Linked DNA regions of Mus musculus: region 2 is linked to region 1. Evidence: chromatin loops called from intact Hi-C (ENCODE). Cell type or tissue: left cerebral cortex. All regions are shown on one strand. Links, peaks and the distances in the headings refer to the core of each region. The heading gives the core; the rest is flanking DNA. Region 1 holds the start of Gm35467 (a long non-coding RNA gene). Region 2 has its middle 110 kb from the start of Gm20387.

What was found. A loop is a pair of places that touch in the nucleus more often than their neighbours do. Peaks named below come from ENCODE experiments on the same cell type or tissue, not always from the same donor. Only the 100,000 strongest peaks of a DNase experiment are listed, where the experiment ranks them.
Region 2: it touches region 1 in a loop (13-fold over the local background); 4 of 42 quality-filtered maps call a loop at or near these places.

What each region holds. Positions count from the first base shown.
Region 1 is chr6:109,734,818-109,745,131 of GRCm38, reverse strand. Gm35467 (a long non-coding RNA gene) reads right to left here and starts at 5,320. Exons shown (of 3, transcript XR_869353.1): 1 at 5,207-5,320; 2 at 15-90. In left cerebral cortex, for the core only: no CTCF peak of the experiment used is centred there; a DNase peak (open chromatin) is centred at 4,255.
Region 2 is chr6:110,534,638-110,544,951 of GRCm38, reverse strand. No RefSeq gene overlaps it. Among named protein-coding and RNA genes, the nearest start is that of Gm20387, 110 kb to the left of the region's middle. In left cerebral cortex, for the core only: no CTCF peak of the experiment used is centred there; DNase peaks (open chromatin) are centred at 5,305, 5,406, 5,881 and 6,072; H3K27ac peaks cover 306 bases.

The sequences.
Region 1 (10,314 bases), core at 3,214-5,713:
TCCATGAACAGGACCTGAACTCCAGGACAAATGCCACTTCATACTTCGTAGACAAAGACGAGAGCATCTGGGCGGCAGGGATCAGGCAGACTAGATGGAATTAGGAGAAATAATAAAAATATTTTTTTAAAGAGTCCATGATCAGATGACCACACAGGTTATTATTTTGAATAATTCAATAATTAACAACAGTCATTTTTAAAAAGGCTTCTACAAGTAGAAATGAGAACATTATTAACCTCTTTTTGAAAAGTCAGCATCTGTCATACTAAAAATCATAAGGGCCTGAAAATAAATCTCTGCCTAATGTCCAAGATAAATACAGCAGAGCTGCTTCTTAAAAGATGCCAGTGCTTTCTGTTTAACAGCATGGCATATGCACTATAAATAATAACCTATTGGAAATTTCTCCTGAGAGACAGAAATATTTCAATATACATAAATCAACAAGTATATGATGCAAGATATTACCAGAATGAAGGACAAATGTAATTTGACAATCACCATAGGGGCAGAAAAAGTCTTTGTCAAGCACTCAATATACTTTTCTGATACCACCAAACAAAACTGTAACAATGGAAAGAAACTACTTCAGCATGGTAGAGGATACTTATGGCAACCTACCATTCCCAATAATATATCAAAAATTGCATATAAGTATCTAAGATCTAGTCCAAGGCTTAGGAGTCAATATGTAACACAGTACTCTAAGTCTTGGCATAAGAATTACTCCACAGACAGAAATAAAAGGTGTCCCAATGAGAAACTCTCACTACATATGACATGATCTTACACTGAGAATATCCTCAAAGCCCAACCTAAAAGAAGCCAAAACAGTCAGAGTAGCCAAAAGAGTTGCAATATATAAAACCAACATACAAAATTTGATTTATGTAGATAAACTGACAATGAACTTTCTTAAAAAGAAAGCAGACAATAAGCCTCTTAACAGCACCTGTGAGGGATGTACTTAGAAATAAGTTTATACTGTGTGGACTTCGGTGGAAGCTTATACAATACTTAGAGAAGACACTGACATGTGAAGATTATTTATCTTCAGGACTAGAGTAACTGATGATGTCATTGGATCCACATGATCCAACAAAATATGATAACTCTAGTGTCAAACTTACAGTGAATGACATGTTTAAACAGTTTCATATTCAGGCACATGATGCTATGAATGACCTAAAGTCTGGTGTGTGGGAAAGAGGCTATGGATCTGTGAAGAGCTGAGGAAGAGAGGAATATGATTAAAACATATATGAAACTTAAACTGCTCAGAAGGCAGAAAGAAAGTCTAAATTGGAGGTTTCCATTTGTTCCCTCCCCTTGGCGATCAGAAGAAGCCTGCAAAAGAGGGGGAGGAAGGACTGTAAGACTCAGAGGAGACTGAAGATAACAGGTGATCATGGTCCTCCGAATCAATTAAGCAGGACTCACATGGGCTCACAGAGACTGAAATGGCAAGCACAGGGTCCTCTATGTATATGTTATGGCCGTTAGCTTGATGATCTTGTGACACTCCTAACTGTGGGAACAGATGGATCTCTGATGCTTTTACCTGCTTATAAGATTGTTTTCCTTATATTTCTTCCTTATCCAGCCTTGGTAGGAGGGCTTTTGCTTTGTCTTTTTGTATTTTATTTTGTCCTGTTTGGCTGTTGCCTTTGGGAAGCCTGCTCATTTTGTGGAGTGGATATGTGGAAGAGGGAAGGTGGCAGGCATTGTTGGGAAAGGTGGAGTGGAGGGAGGGGAAACTGGTTAGGATGTATTGTATGAGAGAAGAATCTTTTTCAATTAAAATATCTCTCAAAGTGAAGGAAATATAGATTCTTATCTGTGAAACTTGTAGAAATTATAGATATGAGAAATGAAAAATACATGCAGTGCTATTACCAAATCTAACCATAGGTTTGTGGGAGGACAGGCCCTTGGGCCTGAGCATGTTTGATGCCCCAGTGTAGGGGAATGCCAGAGCCGGAGGACTGGAGTGGGTGGGTGGGTTGGGGGAGCACCCTCATAAAGGGAGGGTGTGGGGGGGGATAGGGGACTTCAGAAGAGGAGACCTGGAAAGGGAAAATATTTGAAATGTAAATAAAGAAAATATCCAATGAAAAAAGAAAAACTAAAAAGATTTAGGCAGACTCAGTGAATATCAAAATAGCAAATTAATATATTATACTATAATTCAATATAAATTAGAAATAAATAATACAATGAGAAATATCCATGTGTTGGAAAAATACTTTTAAGTAGTAAAATGGGAAAAGTTTACTTATAATTCAGATGACTGCAAATGACAGACACAGGCTTTCATAGAAGCACAGAACTCGTGCTTTTTTAACGTTTATGATTTTACAGTATGAGATCCACTTTTTGGAAAGGGATGTAAGGACTTCATTGTTTACTGATGAGCACTTTTGGACAAATCAAATGTTTTTAAAAATATTTTATTCAGCTATGAACACACGGCACGTATTTAGTGCTAGGCACCATCCCTTTGATAAGCTGGAATTTTAATTGAAAAGCATAAAACGCAATTCTTGTCTATTGACTAAAATGCATACTTTAATTATGTCAGAAGTACAAATTTTATTGACTAAAGCTGTAAGGTAAGATCCTATTTTGGGAAGAGGTCATTTTAAAATAAATTTCACGGTCACAAATTGTTCTAGGGGAAAACAAATTTTTGAGGCAAGAAAGAAATACTATATCATTGACTGCTCAAAACACTATAAAAGTGGAGTACATAGCAAACAGGATTCTGTTAGAAGAAAATGCGCAGGAAATCCCGAGCAATCCAAATGTGGACATTATACTTAGACACAGTAACTAGAAAGTAACATCAATGGACAGATTTTTTTAACTGGGGTAGGGATGGAAGCTGCTTCAGATGAGTTGGATATAAAGAAAGTAATGAAAGATTTTCCAAGCTAGTACCTAGTTTCTCTGAGAACATGTGTCAAGGGATAATGACAACACATTCTGTGGATGCGAGGATCAGCACTCCTGTCTCTGTGCCATGAACATGGATATGCTTGTTTTAGCCAAGCCATTTGTTATCAACAATGGCCACCCAATAACTTGGGAGCTATTTTAAATACTAAGCCACTACCATTATTGGTATTCTTAATTTGTAGTGAAAATGGCCTCTGGATGCCAGTATCTTAACCATCTTCCCAAAAGTAGGTTAGGTGAACCACAAGAAAAAAGAATTATCACCAAGAACCATTTATACTTCAGCAAAACAATAGTTTCCAGGATAGTATCCAGGATATGTTTGCTATTTTGGTATTTCCAGGAAGTCATGCTTGATTTTCAGAGTCCTAAGAGGCAAAATAAATAAATAAATAAATAAATAAATAAATAAATGAAGCAATTCTATCTCTGTAATAAATGATATATACTTCTTGTCAGTGTCATTGTTATAAAAAGATGTATGAAAATGTATTCTTGATAGCAGGCAAGGATATTTCCAACATGCTTTTGTCAGATCACAAATAAATAAAAAAGAAATTCTTATTGGTGATTCAAACTTTATATACTTATTACCTGACTTATAAAATATGTGAATTAAAATTCTAAATGATGAAACAATATTGCTAGGTCAAACTGGTGCTAATTCCCTGTATCTTTAAGACAAAGTAATTTTTTTTAATTAGGTACTTTCTTGATTTACATTTCTAATGCTATCCCAAAATTCCCCCACATCCTACCCCCCACTGCCCTACCCACCCTCTCCCACTTCTTGGCCCTGGTGTTCCCCTATACTGGGGCATATAAAGTTTGCAAGTCCAATGGGCCTCTCTTTCCAGTGATGGCTGACTAGGCCATCTTCTGATACATATGCTGCTAGAGACCCGAGCTCCGGGGGTACTGGGTAGTTCATATTGTTGTTCCACATATAGGGTTGCAGACCCCTTTAGCTCCTTGGATACTTTCTCTAACTCCTTCATTGGGGGCCCTGTGTTCCATCCAATAGCTGACTGTGAGCACCCACTTCTGTGTTTGCTAGTCACCGGCATAGTCTCACAAGGGACAGCTATATCAGGGTCCTTTCAGCAAAATTTTGCTGGTGTATGCAATGGTGTCACAGTTTGGAGGCTGATTATGGGACAAAGTAATTTTTAATACATTCATTTAGCATTTACTCTTCTGGGAATAAGACACCTCCAAAATAGCTTCCAGATTGTGTTAGGAAATTGTGAAATGATTTTAAAATAGACTTTCTCAGCTCATGTGAAAATTGCATACTAAAGTGGAAAAGGAGGTTAGTCAGTTCCAACTAAAAGCTGCTTTGGTTAGTCAATGAAACTGTGAAAGAGTCTCCCCACAACCCCCATCTCTTATTTAGTCAAAGGGTAATGTTTACTATGATACCATCTCTCTCCTCTGTCTGGAGCCCTCCTTACAGTGGGATGACTTGCATACCAGACATTACAGGGAGGATGACAGGGGATTATATTCCTCAAAGACACCAGCAATGAGGATAACTCTTATACATATTCATTAGATAGATGTTTCTTGAACTTGATCTATTTAAATAAAGCTTGCTCAAATAGAATGGCTTCTATTTGACGCCACACAACCTGAACATGTTCTCTGTGCTTGATGCTGGGGATAGAGTGAAGAGTAAGGTATGAGCAGTTATAATGTAGCTCTTAAACCAGCCCAACCTAGCAAATGTCTACAAAAACCAACAAATAAACCACTGCATCCTTAGCTCCTTGCTGAGAAGTGCGATGTCTATTTAATGTTATTCAGGCCCCTGTGCAAAGATATAATTAGAACATTTACATTTTAAGTTACAAATAATTAACAAGGACTTAAGGTAGACATTTATCAGACAAAAGGAAGATCCAAAGACTCTTCTAACGGAAGAAGCACTGAAAATGGTTGTATTTACTGCTTCCCTGGGCTACTTTTCCTGTTGGGACTATAAACTCTTCTGAGAAAGGCATGTTGAAGGGGGGAGGATTTATTTGGCTCACAAATCAAGGCACAGTGCACCATAAGTCCACCATAAGACCATCAAGAGCTTGTGACAGCTGGTCAATTGGTTTTGGCATCAAAAAGCAAAGTGGATACCTTCTGTTCAGTTAGCCTTCTGTGTATATATAGCCTAGGGAATGTGGTTATTATAATCACCATTATTATTGTGAGTCTACCCACCACAATTACCCTAGCATAGAAGAGTACTCACAGCATGTGTAAAGGGTTCCCTTCTTTTATCCAGTGAAGTTGATAATATTAACTATTATATTGCCTTTGACAATGTTTGAAAGAGGAGCAGAGAGACTTGTGGATAAGGGTTGCCATTTTGCCTCTCTGTGACATCACAAAGAGCTATTCTTATATTTCACAGACAACATTTTTGTTTTTTTTATTTTTGTAGGTAAGAAGTTCAAGTCTCATAGCAGCCTGGTATGTGATATGATCATTCCATGAAGAGGCTATGTTGCAAAGCCAGTCATTTTGTGGAGAGTGTAGGGTTATTGCTATGCATGAGAATCCACTTATGTGGAGCTGTATATAAAGAGAGATGCTTCTATCCTGACTCTTGCAGACAGTTCAATACTCATATTACCTGTAACTTCACATGCAAACCTCTGAAAAATATGCATTATAAAATCCACAAATATTACAATGTTAACAGGAAAAGTAAAAGTTGCATAGTTATATGTCCTATCTGAGCAATAAATTTTGTCTAGATGCATTAGATGTGCTAAGAAGAAGAAGAAGTAGATATCAAAGTTGGTTGATAGGTTAGGATGTCATAAACTTTTGTTCTTGCTGAATTACTCATATTTAAGACCCTACTTACACTCAATGTCTGACTATCTACAATGTAAAAAGTGTTAACACTGCGAACCTTTTATCAGTTTTTTTTTTCTTACTTCAGAACTTCAGACATTTGTGGAATCTGATGAAGGAACTCTCCTACTGCAATTTTCCAATTTACTCTAAGGTAACAGTAGTATAAATCACATTGAGTGATTCATATATTCAGACCACACTTATTTCTTAAAACAAAAGGAATTTGTTAAAAACTTGCCAACTGCAATATAAATGGAGTCTGGCTCCAGTTATGCAAACAATATTGCTAGGCCAAATGGGTTTTCAATAAGATAGATAACATGAAAATTATTCCTGTGTCCAGCCTATGGTAAATTTGTTTTAGATCCTCCTGAAAATACCAAAAATGTGAAAGTCTGCTGACACCTCCCAGCTGGTACACATTAAACAAGTTCTGGGAAGGAACTCACAAAAAAATAGAAAATAATGTTTAATGGCATCAGTAAGGAAGTAATATGAGAATATAAACTAGAGAAAATACATCCAGACTTTCATTCCTCAGTGCAAAGAAAAACCTGGCAATCTTCACACAGGACAGAGGAGAGTATTTATATCCTCCCAATGATCAGTGACAAAGAGACATTCTTCTCTTGTTTACTAAATGAGAGATTATTTTAAATTTTTATTTATTTAGTTTCTATTGTTGTGTTCAATGTGATGGGGTAGGGAAGGAACATGTACCATAGCTCATATAGAGAGATCATAGGACAACTCTGTAGAACTGGTTGTCCCCTCCCACATTTACACACTTACAATTATTTAACAATTTTGAAGAATTTTATACAAATTTAGTTAATGAGAATTAAATAATAATCTAATTTAAAAGCCAACAGACCATAACTTCATGTTCTTTACTAAGATGATACTAAAGTGAGATACCTAATAATAATTATAAATTATAAAAGGTTAAACTAGCTAGTTTTTGACTTACAGCAATTTTTATTATGAATTAATAAATACTGAATGAATAAGACTACATAAGCACAGGTATTTAATGAAAGAATAAACAAAAGGATAGCAGAGGAATAAATGATTTTCAAATGATTTTGAATAAATAATTACTTTAATCATATTATTGTGTCCATCAATATTAATGGCCAATAAAGACATGAGAAGGCCATATTATGATATTGTTTGTTTTGTTTGTTAAATTATTTTCAGCCTTAGAGCAACAAAATTTCATTTAGTTCTGTAAGTTTCATTTAGTTCTGTAATCAAAGGATAAAAGGTTTAAGAAGTGAAATTTTAGTACAAATGTTCCCTTTCTATACTATTTTCAAGATTGTATCTCATAAAATGCCGATATATATGCATATATATGCTAGCAACTTTTATGAATTTATACATATTCCATATAGATATGTCTAATTATTCATGATATATATATGTGTATATATGTATGGAAAGATAATATATATATATATTGTTTAACTGATGTTTCTCACTTCTTTCAGTTGATTTCAATATTATTTTATCTCATTTAAATCAGAAATTCAGTCTAGTTCAATAGCAGAACAAATTTTTCAGAAAACCAAATGAATAGGTAAATTATCCTAAACTACTTAAGATTTTCTCATCTGTAAGAAATAAGATTTCTAAAAAGTTGAGGTATAACTTAATTTATAAAACTTTCCTTATTTCCAGGAAGCCCAGAAGAATGAAGATTGATGAGGCAGGAATGGACAAAATCAATGTAAATCACACAAGCCTGCAGAGACACGGCCACCTGTCTATCATCTGTGGAGCTCTTTATACACTTACTTATTAAATTCAGTGTCTGCCATGACATTTGAGTCACCACAGAGCTCTGCAGCATGATGACCTGGCTTCCTTGGTTCATCCCTCTCTTTGGGCCCAGACTTTTAGCTGTGTATTTCTTTCTGTACTTCACACAGGTTAAAGTTCACTCCACCAGGCATGTCAGAATGGCCCCTTATGTCACTTTAACTCCTATGGTTTATGTATATGTGTGAGTATATATATATATATATATATATATATATATATATATATATATATATATACATATATACATATACATATACATATACATATACATATACATATATATATATATATACACACACACACATATACATACATACATACATGCATACATACATAGATACATGTGTGTGTGTGTGTGTGTGTTTGTGTGTGTGTGTGTGTGTGTGTGCTGTTTGACTGTAGAGGCCAGAAGAAAGTGTTGAATACTTTGCAATTGGAGTTACAGACTGATGTGAGCCCTGGTAGAGAGATTTGAGCATAGATCCTCTGGAAGAACAGCAGTGATCTAACTTCTAAGTCCTCTCTCCAGCTCCAGCATCATATATTAATCTCAAAGTCATTTATGTTTATAAAAAGGTTATTATTTGATTATTTGTACCATATTCTAATACATTACAAACCATACACAAGGTATTGTAAATGTGTTTATTAAATGAAACCTTAACAGTTGGTCAAGATAAGTGTGATTTGGTCAGAATATGACAAACAACCACTGGAAAAACAACAGAGGAAAAACAATGACCACACAGTATAATTGCTCATGTTAGGTACTGCAAGAGTCTATATGGTACTCCCCTCAACACACATATATACACAGTTTCTTTATTAAATTTGATACCAGATCTCAAATTGCAACACACAAATCTAATTGAATTTTATTTAAAAATCTCCTAAACATTGTCAATGTTAAAATGATACCCAAAATACACATGATCAACATTCCCAGGACACCAAAGGCATGCAAAATATAGTTAATGAATTACCCAAGAAAATTTAAATTTATAACTCATGCAAACACTGTTATAAGGTACAGGTGGGATGAAACTATATCAAATAAGAATGTTCAAAATAATAATTTCAAAAGCTCCAAACAAGGAAAGTTGAAGTTCAATCAGTATAGAACCAATTCTTTGATTTATTAGAGTGTGAAGAATACTAATCTCAGAAAGAAAATGGAACTCTGCTCCCTACTACATATCATAACTTTGTGTATTATGGTTATTAAATATTCTTTAAATGTATACTAATTATATGATCTTATACATTCTCAGAAAACATACTTATTAGACTCTAATAGTTAATGTCTACATGCTTTACTCCTATTATGAAAAGTAACACACTTTTTTCCAAGGACTACTTAGTTTTTCAGACTTATAACTATCTTCAACTTTAGTCCTGAAATGAGAACCTATAACTAAATTTTAGCTTGACAAATGTTACTATGTCTCCTGAATCCAAACATGTATACACATACTATATTAATTAACTCCAGGATTTTTTTCTCAGCTCATTTGATTGACATAACATTTTAGAAACAAATTATAAACTAAGACTTGGGTACTGTGGCTCTACTTGTGTTTGGTTCCCAGCAATCAGTGTGTAGCTCTTAATCTAGAGAGAAAGGAATATACCTAAGAGATCCGCTCTACTATGCAGCTAATCACAGCTAAGATCTACAATGATATTTGAGAGCACAAGAGAACACACCAATGTATGATATAAAATTGCAGGACAACATGAATTGTAGAATGTTTCCATATGTACTCATATTTTCCCAAATTAATACTGTATACCCACCATTTTATATACCCTTAATGAGTTTAAATGTTTGTCAAAAGATAGATGTAGACATGGGCAGGACTTCGGGACATCAATACTATAGGAACTTGCTTTCAGCACACAATGTTGGATACTTTCAAAGACCAATATGCATCTATTCAAATGCTTCTGCTTTCAGACTGAACAGTGACTGATGCATACAAGTAGTAAGTATGGTGGCATACACCTGTAATTCTACTTCAGTACGTGGATGTTGGAGACATGAGAAATGCTGCATACAGTTGTTCAACCTGGTCTACATAGTCAGTTCCATGCCAGCCAGCATCCCAGAGTGAGACTTTATCACACACACACACACACACACACACACACACACACACACACATATCAAACCAACATAAGAAAGCTTATGCACAAGAAAGGGAATTTCTGACAGGTATTCATGATGGAGAATTAATATTTAGACTATATGATAAAGTACACAAAATAACAGTCAGACTGTGTTGAGATTCCATCTGACTTAGTCAGAACGGCAGGCATTGAGGCACATACATGTGAAAAGGGGAACTAACACTTGCTAACCTCTGGTAGGAGTATAAATAGGTGCATTTACTCTATAGAAAAAAGAAAGAATATAGAGATTTCCTAACAAACAAATCTATGTATATGGCCAAAAGACATGGGAATGCATGTTTACTGGTGCTCTATTCACAATACCTGCAAAAGTCCACCAGACTAGATATCCACCACTAGATGAATAAAGATGGTACATGTATAGAATGGAATTTTATTCAACCATAAATAAAAATAAAATTATGACATTTTCCAGCAAATGGATGTAAGTGGAAATCATTACTTTAAACAAATGTCAGAGTTGGGAAAATGAAA
Region 2 (10,314 bases), core at 4,851-7,350, 800 kb before region 1:
TTGGATTTGATTTTCTTGGCCATGTACCAACAGACTGTCTCAAAGTTGCATGGAAATGAAATAATGGTGATAGAATAATAAAAATGACAACAGCAATGACAAGGTAAATGACAAACGAATGGGTTTAATTCATAGTATCATTAGAAGTTGATGGTTAGATGACAGCTTACACCACAGTTTAGTATGTCTCCGGATACCTGAAAAAATGTGAACAGGCTTAACAAGCTTAACTAAGTTCAGTCTTGTTGGGTGGTTCTTTGTCTTGTGTTGGCTATTACAAAAGCAGATAAAAAACTAGTTTGTCTCCTTTCAAATGCAAGGGGAGTAGATTATGATTATGTGGGGGGGGGGGAGGAGCTCTACAGGGATTCTTTGATCAATTTGGATTTTTCTCCTAGTCCTATCATGTTATTACAGTAAATATTTTAGGAAGATGTAAAATAAATTTCTATATATAGTGTTTCATGTCATATGGAAAATCTATGTCATTTGCATAAACCATTGTCCTTTTCTTATTTTTCTAGTGTTTTTTTTTTTCTTTTTAATTACCAACCACTAAAGTTATAAAAGCTTTGGATAAAAGGAGTACAACCATAGTCTACCATCCATTTGATTTTTTTTCACAATAATTCTGTGATTTTTACAGAGCCAATGTAGAACTGAGTTCAGTCTGTATTTATTACTGAATTAAGTCTTTGGAATATTTTAGAATTACAAACTGCTTTCTTTGAACTATTCTCAGTGGATAAAGCTGACTGTAAAAACCACATTTAAAACTGTCAGATGCCACATGGTTTAAGATTTGCTAATGATAAACAACAGAATAAATCAATCATTGGACATATATCATCTTAAAACTGAAATATTTGCATTAAATCTGCTTTTTACTATCCAGGTCACATCTATAACTCCTGACAGCAACTATAATCATTTGACATATAGGTGCTCTGTACTCTTTCCTAGTACAAAATCTGGACCCATCATTTGCATTTTAAGTTGGCAGCCTATTATTTGGCCAATGTATTCAATTTCAAAGAGCATTTATTGAATCAACAGATGTAAAAAGTCTTTGATTAAATTAATGGGCATTGTATATTCATTGCCAAAAATATATTCTCGAGTAAAACATACACTATGATCATCGCTGACTATTCATAATTGTGCAATGAACCATCTTGTAGAATAAACAACCTTCATAGTTCTTATTTAGAGAAACTTTAAAACATTCAGTCTAGTAATTACATTGAATAATAGCTTAATTTAAATTGTAAAAGACCTCTAGGGTGTTATTTATTTCATTTCCACTGTGTGATAACTTTCACACAGAAAGAGGCTAAATATACTCATGAATCAATGTGGACAATACAGAATTAATATTGAAAGTAAATCTATTTTACTCTACATTTCTTCAAAACAATAAACTGAATACCATATTTCCATTTATTCCAGCCTCCACTGCACATGTACAGAGGCTCTTTTCTTGGCTCTTGTAACATAAAATTTGTATCTATAATAAAATGATTTTAATATGAATGCTGCCTTTAAAATAATTATATTTGATCAGGAAGGTTGATTCCATTTTTGTGGGTACCTGATATGTATATCAGTATATCATTTGGTACTCTTTCCTGTTGAATTACATATAACTTTTGTCTGGTGAGTTTGGTATCTCCAAATAACTTGCTATTCTTATAGTCACCACTTGAGAGAAGAGCATGGGATGTGGATCTAACCAATGGGTCCCCTTTGACTTCGGTGTCTGTTCAAAGATGGACCACTGTTAAGGATTGTGTGACTTCATTAAAACATTGTTAGCTTAAGCAACATGCAAATATTACCATGGCACTGATCATCCCTGAGACAGTCAACATTTTAATAACAGTAATGTTACTGTAGATAGTAGTATACACTACACATACAGAGTGGGAGGAGCTCATTCACTCGGTTGGGAATGAATGGTGTTGCAGTACTTTTGAAGGCAGTCTTGATGACCCTCATACAGCTTACATGCACTTACAATAAAATCACTGTTGTTTACCAACAGAGTTATAATTACTTTAGTCATAATTAACCAAACTCAGAAGTATTTAAGATAGCTTTTGTTTTTGTAAATTTTCTACTGCTTTAATAAAATAGCACAAAGAAGACAACATATAGTTAAACAAGACAGCATTTATTTGGGACATATAGATATCCCAATAAAAAGGCAACACATTCATTGAAGATGGTGGGAGAATTTTGAGCTTCAAAGTTCACCCATTAGTAACACAGCTGCCCTAGCAAAATATGCTACTAATGCAGGACCATGTGCTCCAACTTGTGAACCTATAGGAGGCAAACTCATTGTCAACAAGTGAATAAAAAGCCAAACTCATCCATCAGCAGGAGAGCATATTTCATCAAAAGAGTTGATCTATAGGACATGGATAGGACCAATTAGTACTTTCTGCTATGTTAAAGAAGGAAGTCTGGAAATGTCACTTATAGTTTGATTCCAAATGGGAAAATTTTGGAAAGATAAAAACCTCTTTAGAGTGTCTACAGCTATACCCACAAAAATGTCTCTAGCTGCAAAAAGATCAGGGTAAAGAAAGAAAGGTCAATCCATAGAATATAGAAGTTTTAGGGTGGTCAAACCAATCATTAAAATGATAGCTCCAAGACTCCATGTATTACTCCAATCTTATGCACTACACAAAAAAAAAAAGGGTGGCCACCAGTTTAAGTTACAGGCCCCTATTTAATAAATGAACATCAATTCTCATTTATCTACATTACAAATGTACCACAATCAGCCTGAATAACTAGAAGGGAATGATGGGGACCCTATATATTCTGTTCAGTTTCTGGTCTTAACTAAAATGTACACTAAATATAATTTCTATTAATTTACAAAATGATCAAATGAATTATAATTTTTTTAAATCTTAACTTTTTTATTACGTATTTTCCTCAATTACATTTCCAATGCTAGCCAAAAAGTCCCCCATATGCCCTCCCCCCCTACTCCCCTACCCACCCATTCCCACTTTTTGGCCCTGGCATTCCCCTGTACTGGGGCATATAAACTTTGTGTGTCCAATGGGCCTCTCTTTCCAGTGATGGCCAACTAGGCTATCTTTTGATACATATACAGCTAGAGTCAAGAGCTCCGGGGTACTGGTTAGTTCATAATGTTGTTGCACCTGCAGGGTTGCAGATCTCTTTAGCTCCTTGGATATTTTCTCTAGCTCCTCCATTGGGGGCCCTGTGATCCATCCAATAGCTGACTGTGAGCATCCACGTATGTGTTTGCTAGGTCCTGGCCTAGTCTCACAAGAGACAGCTATATCAGGGTCCTTTCAGCAAACGCTTGCTAGTGTATGCAATGGTGTCATCGTTTGGAGGCTAATTATGGGATGGATCCCTGGATATGGCAGTCTCTATATGGTCCATCCTTTTGTCTCAGCTCCAAACTTTGTCTCTGTTACACTTTCCATGGGTGATTGTTTCCAGTTCTAAGAAGGGTCAACGTGTCCACACTTTGGTCTTCATTCTTCTTCAGTTCCCAGATGCCCCTCAACAGAGGAATGGATACAAAAAAATGTGATACATTTACACAATGGAGTACTACTCAACTATTAAGAAGAATGAATCTATGAAATTCCTAGGCAAATGGTTGGACATTGGGGGCATCATCCTGAGTGAGGTAACACAATCACAAAAGAACTCAAATGATATGTACTCACTGATAAGTGGATATTATCCCAGAAACTTAGTATACCCGAGATATAAGATACAATTTGCAAAACACATGAAACTGAGGAAGAATTATAATTTTTGTGTTGTTTTGGATTGAAAGTCATATTAAATACTACTTTGGAGGTGCAATGTGGGGAAAAGCTGTCTATACAAAGAACAATGCAATGTAAACTGAGTGAATGACAGGAAGAGAGAGAGAGAGAGAGAGAGAGAGAGAGAGAGAGAGAGAGAGAGAGAGAGAGAGAGAGAGAGAGAAATGGAATCTCTCATCTTTTCTGGCTTCTGGAGAACAACTTAGCTTGGACTCAGGTCTATGCAAAACCTTTCATTTATAGTCCATGAAACCAATTTAGGCTGATCTGGTCTTTCTGCTACTTGATGGATTTACAGAGATTGATAGTGTGATTCTATTTATAGGGTATGGTTAAAAAATCATACACTATTTTTCAAGTGTGGAAGGGAACAATTTTCAAACAACACTGATAACAGAACCTGCAGAAATTCAGTTAAAGATAATGAAACACACTCTTAGGTGAGCAACGTTTTTAGTCTGGGTAATAGAAGTCCAAGATATCAACAGAATTTCCTCAGGAGCAACATCTGAATGGATTCAGACAACAACTGTCATATAAAGTGTATCTCATATATAAGTATGGAAGGAGAAAGTCTCTCATACTTAATGGCAAACTTCTCTATTTAATGAGCATCTTTTGAAGTGGATTTGTTTGTTTGTTTTAAACTCAGATGTTTGATGAAGACAAAACTTGAACATCACTATGTTTAAAACCTGGATAAGTCCTAGTGTAGGAATGAGCTCTGCTCACCTCCAAGAAAAACTTAAAAAAGAATAACCGCCAAGCAGAATTCAAGCACATGGAAATAATATAGAAATGGATTTATTAGAACTTTATACCAGATAAATTGACTGGGTCAGAATGGCCTGGTAACTTTTCCCACAGTAACAATCAGCATATGCTAAGGTAGGAAGGAGATAGACATCTGACAGAGCAATTTCTATGTTGTAATATAGCAAACAATAGGAGGTAGCATGCCTATACAGAGTATGTTACTAGGTCTATATATACAGTGTGTGTAGACGTGTACTTGATAGCAAAGGTCAAATGACACTTATTTTAGAAATTCCCCCTTTTCCCCCTTGCAGCAGAATGCTGGTCTTAGGAAGATAATCTCAGGGCACCTTTTAAAGTCACTGGTATATATATATTCTTTTATATTATGGAAAAAGCATGTAAGTGAGCAGTACTCCTGGAAGTCATTGAAGGATCTCACTGATGTCTAGCCACTTCTGATAATATGTCATCAGTTATCACAGATAGACACTTTCATCTTAATACTCCAACCACAAAAAGCCAAGAGGTCATCTTGGTCTGGTCAGAATCCAGGGTAGCATTTCCTATGGGTATGTATAGGTGGGCATACATACCACGTGTATTCAGCATATGCATGCATGTGTATGGTGCTGAGGATTGAATTTAGACTCTCACACATGCTACGTAAGTACTTTACAACTGACCTACATTCACAGGCCTGTTTATTTTACTTAATTTTTGAGTTTCTTTTGAGAAAGGGTCTCAGGAAGTTCCTCATCCTGAATTTATGATTCCCCCTTTCATAATTCTCAGGAGAAGTTATAATGACAGCACAGCCCTACCAGCAATGACTTCTAAGCTTTCTTGAAGTCACCATTTCTTGCCAAGTATTTCTTCTACTCAACTTGTGGCAATTTATTTATTACTTGTTTTTCAGACTCCTTCCTTTCTGACTTCCTGACGTTTTCAATTTCTGCTGGAAGACTGACATATGTCTGTGATAATGTAGCCATAGTGATGACACGTATAATAGTCTTTTATTGTTCTATCACACTGTACTTCTTAAAGACTTTGGAATATTGTAGTCCATTTTAGGAACTATGCATCACTTAAGGTTTAAAAAAATAATAACTGACTTCTCAAAGGTGACCTAAGGATGTCTGACTCAAATAACTGTCTTTTTAGCAGGTACATGGGCAATTCTGCCAACTGGGATTCCTGCTGCTAATGTGGTTTCCCATATTGTTGTGTGGGAAGCCATCGTGACATCAGCCCCTACACCACCGTTCAAATAGCAGCTCTCACACACACCTACTCTCTACAGATCATCACGGACAGCTTCCTTCTCTCCTATTTGTATAAAAAAGGGAAGCAGATGAACTGTGTTATTTGAGGGGGTGGAGATAAAAATTTACCAGCTATTTCTTGCAACACAGAAACCATGGAAAAGGTTTCCAGAAAGATTTGAAGCAGAAATGAACACTCTTGGACTCAGATCTTGCCTAAGCTGCTCTTCAGGCATGTCTTCCCTTCCATTTCTGAGTTCTGGCAAACGTGTCAAGGAAAGATGATTAATCCAGTTTCTGAAGAAGTGTTTGCAGTAATGAGAAACATGGAATGTGATTTGTGTGAGCATATTGAAGTGGGTTTGTGTGTGTGTGTCAACAGCATTGAAGATAAAGCTAAGTAAAGACAGTTAAAGATTTACTTGCTTTTTAATTAGTTATATTTAAGGATGGAAGTAGTTTGGAAAGTACAGAGCCTTCAGAGCATAGCTTTTGGTAGGCAGAGTTGGTTGAAAGCTTCTAGCAGAATCTGTTACTCAATGAACATCTTTGAATGGTTTTGAGCATGCTTGTTTACCATATGCCTAACAAACACTGCATTCTACTGTTAATTTCTCAACAAAACCTTGGCTTTTTACATAATCATTTGCAAGTTAAGATGGCCTTAAGAGTCCTATAAAATAACTGAAACGGTAACTTCTATTAATGACTACTAGTACAGGACACTGTTCACGTGTGTGCATTTACAATAATTTCTTTTTCTTTCTTTTAATTTTAATTAATTAATTTATTTGTTTTTTTGTTTTTCAAGACAGGGTTTCTCTTTGTAGCCCTGGCTGTCCTGGAACTCACTCTGTAGACCAGACTGGCTTTGAACTCAGAAATCCGACTACCTCCGCCTCGCAAATGCTGGGATTAAAGGCACGTGCCACCACTGCCTGGCTCTTTTTCTTTTAAAGACAGGTACTGTACTTCTCAATAGGTGAGCATGATGTCAGGTATTATTCAAAACAAAATATCTAAATAGAGAAATGGGCTCATGTCATAACTGAATGATGCACAGGTCGGCTCTCTCAAGGGAAACAGATACAGCCAGGGTGGGCATAAGTAAACCTAGACAAATCATAAGTAGGTATTGGGTGGGGAAAAGAACTAAAGCCCTGAGGGCCAGCAGAAAGAATGGAAACAGGCAACCTCCTGAGGTAAGAGGTTGGTGGTTCCCTCCAAAGTGTACCAGAAGCCTGGGAAGTGAGAGACTCTCAGGACTCAAAGGGAGAGACCTTAGACGAAATGCCCTACATTGGGGAGAGGGAACTTGTAGAGCCCACCTCCAGCAAAAAGACAGGGCATCAAGTGAGGGATGGGGTTTCCATTCCACTGTCAAAACTCAGACCCATAATTGTTCCGTCTGAAAGAATTATAGGGTTGGAAATGGAGAAGAGCCTGAGGAAAAGAAGTTCCAGTGGCCCAAAGTGGGATCCAGCTCAAGGGGAGGCCGCAAGGTCTGACACTATTACTGAGGCTATGGAGCGCTCACCTATCACGACTGCATTCCAAAAGACCCAACAAGCAGCTGAAAGAGTCAGATGCAGACATTTGCACCCAACCAATGGACAGAAGCTGCTGACCCCTGAAGTTGAATTAAGGAAAAACTGGAAGAAGCTGAGGAGGAGGGCGACACTGTAGGATGACCAGCAGTCTCAATTAACCTGGACCCCCCAAGATCTCTCAAACACTGGACCACCAATCAGGCAGCATACACCAGCTGATATGAGCCCCCCAACACATATACAGCAGAGGACTGCTAAGTCTGGGTTTAGTCAGAGAAAATACACCTAAACCTCAAGATACTGGAGGTCCAAGGAAGTTTAGAGGTCTGGTGGATGTGCAATAGTCGGAGGGTGTACTAGGAGAGGAATAAAATCTGGAATTTAAAATAAGTAAATATATAAATACAATTTTCAAAATCAAAGTTGAATGTCTTAAAAACTGTTTTTGAAAAGTTTCACGTGAGCAAAATTACATTTGGACAAATAAAAAATGGTGTGTGTGCTATTTATAGTACCTCCAGAATGTTTGTACTGTCTTAAAACTTGTGTGTTTTATGTATTCATCCCTCTATCCCCCGAAAGCCCTGTCAGCCAATGCCTGCTTTACTTCCTCAATAGTGTGAGATATTTTATTTAGCCAAATGACGAATCTCTTCTGGATAAAGGGGAAAACTAGTTTCTAGATTTTAAATGGAAGGTTAGTTTTGAATTGTTTTAAGTAGCCCAGGCTAAACTTGGAACTCATGGTCTTACAGCCTCATCCTCCTGAGTTCTGGTATTACAGATTTGTACCACCATACCCAGTTGGGAATTTTCATTTCAGAGATTTTTTTTCTTGTTTCAAGTGTCATATTGATATGTTCATTGCACTTTGAGCAATTTAGACAGTTTATTTTAAATTTGTGTGGTTCAGTTCATAAAAATCTAGCTGCAGCCTGATTAGGATTGAGGTGTCCAGCACACACACATAGGATTTTTTTCTCACATGAAGAATCTAGATTTTTGCTATAGCTGTCCTCACTCATAATCAGTGACACTAAGCTTATTGTATAATTCATAGACAGTAGAAATAGTTCTTAACAGAACCATCTATATTGATTAAGTATCCATCTAGTGAGTTATATCGAATTGCCCCAGTATGTGATAAGGCAAATCACATGATATGCAGAACAGACATAGAATATACTGGTTTGTTCTTATAGATTTCAGCAGATGGCACAGAACAGGCCCCATGTATAAGACCAACTCTTGATACATCATGTATCACACAGTTTTACCAGAAAATTACTAACTCTATGTACTCAAAATGTACCTAAGACAGGTGTGATGGAGTGAACAGGGTCAAAAGAGATGACTCAGTGGCTAAGAACACATACCGTTCATTCTTGCAAACATCTGAGTTCATTTTTTAGCACCTATGTTGAATATCTAACAAATGCCTATACCTCCAGTTCCAAGGATTTCTGAGCCCTCTGGTTTCTGTGGTAACTTGAATATACTTATTTGAGCCTGTGTGTGGCTCAAATAGAGATGCATAAGGAACAGGTAAGACTCATTTGCTTATCTGTGCTATGCCTATCAGCTCTGGGGTAGAAGCATTTGGGCTAAGACCTAGTTACTCCAGTTATTGGCTGAGTTAGTCACATAATGTTATTGTGTATGTACTTTCTGATCTGGACAATGGGAAATATACTACTACCCTCTTAAGGATGCATATGGCTTCATTTCTGATGAGATATAAGGCATGGAAGGTTCTAGAAATCACAGCCATCTCCATTATCTTATTCTCTTAAGTATAAACACTACATTCATGAATATATGGCCTACAATGGAGTTTTCTTTGTAATTCTTTTAGTCTTTCAGGAAGCCTACTGTACTCCATTGTGTTCTTTCTTCTCCATAACGAAAGCCTGAAAGATATTGCTATATACACCTAAATTTCATAGATCTAAATTATGTGTTTTTCCAAGGACCATGCTTAGGGTTTTAACTGTATAACATCCAGTAAAATCCATGAGAAAGAACTGAGTGTCTAAGTAATAAAATATATATATATACCTATAAAGGAATGAACAAGATATATTCCTCAGTACTGATTGGCCCAAGGTTCTCTATGAAGATCAGTTAAATTTTTATATTAACGGTCATGAAGAACATTCTTCATTGGAAAGGCTAAATCAACACTACAACAAGAAATGTAGATACATCGTTTACTGTTTTGAGAAGAATTCTTATGGAACCAACAATGGAGACTGTTTTCAGCCCAAAATGATTTTTGCACAAAAATGTAAAATAAACACACAGTCAATACAATATAATACAATACAATACAGTACAATACAATACAATATTTATGCCTGTAAAATACAAATTAGATACACGGTCATCGTTAACCAATGATGGTTACCTGCAAAGAGAAATGGGGAAAAAAAAACCTCGTCAATCTGTGTTTGTATATGGTGTGCATAGATTTACCGGCCACAAAAAATTATATTTAATTGATATGCATGATTATTTTCCCTGTGCTTTAAGAATATCGTATTCAGATGCAACAGAGACAAGGCAGACAACACGTATCCACATAAAAACAAGGACAGGAGTTTGGCTTTTTTTGTTTGCTTCTTTTAATGGAACCATGGGTTATATTCCAAAGCTGCCTATAACTATGTGTGATGTGAAGGAAATTAAACACTGGCACAGAGAAATACTACTGTATTGAATAGTAAGTAGATAAATAGTGCATATGTGTATATTCTGTCTTAAAGGAACCAGTTCACTTATTTAATTTCTGCATAGATTTTTAATCTGATGCAAAATTACTTAATACATCACCATTTTTAGGTTGAGGTCTTAGACCCCACCCTCATTCAACTATATCCTGGACTGAAGCCTCAATTTTCTCAACCT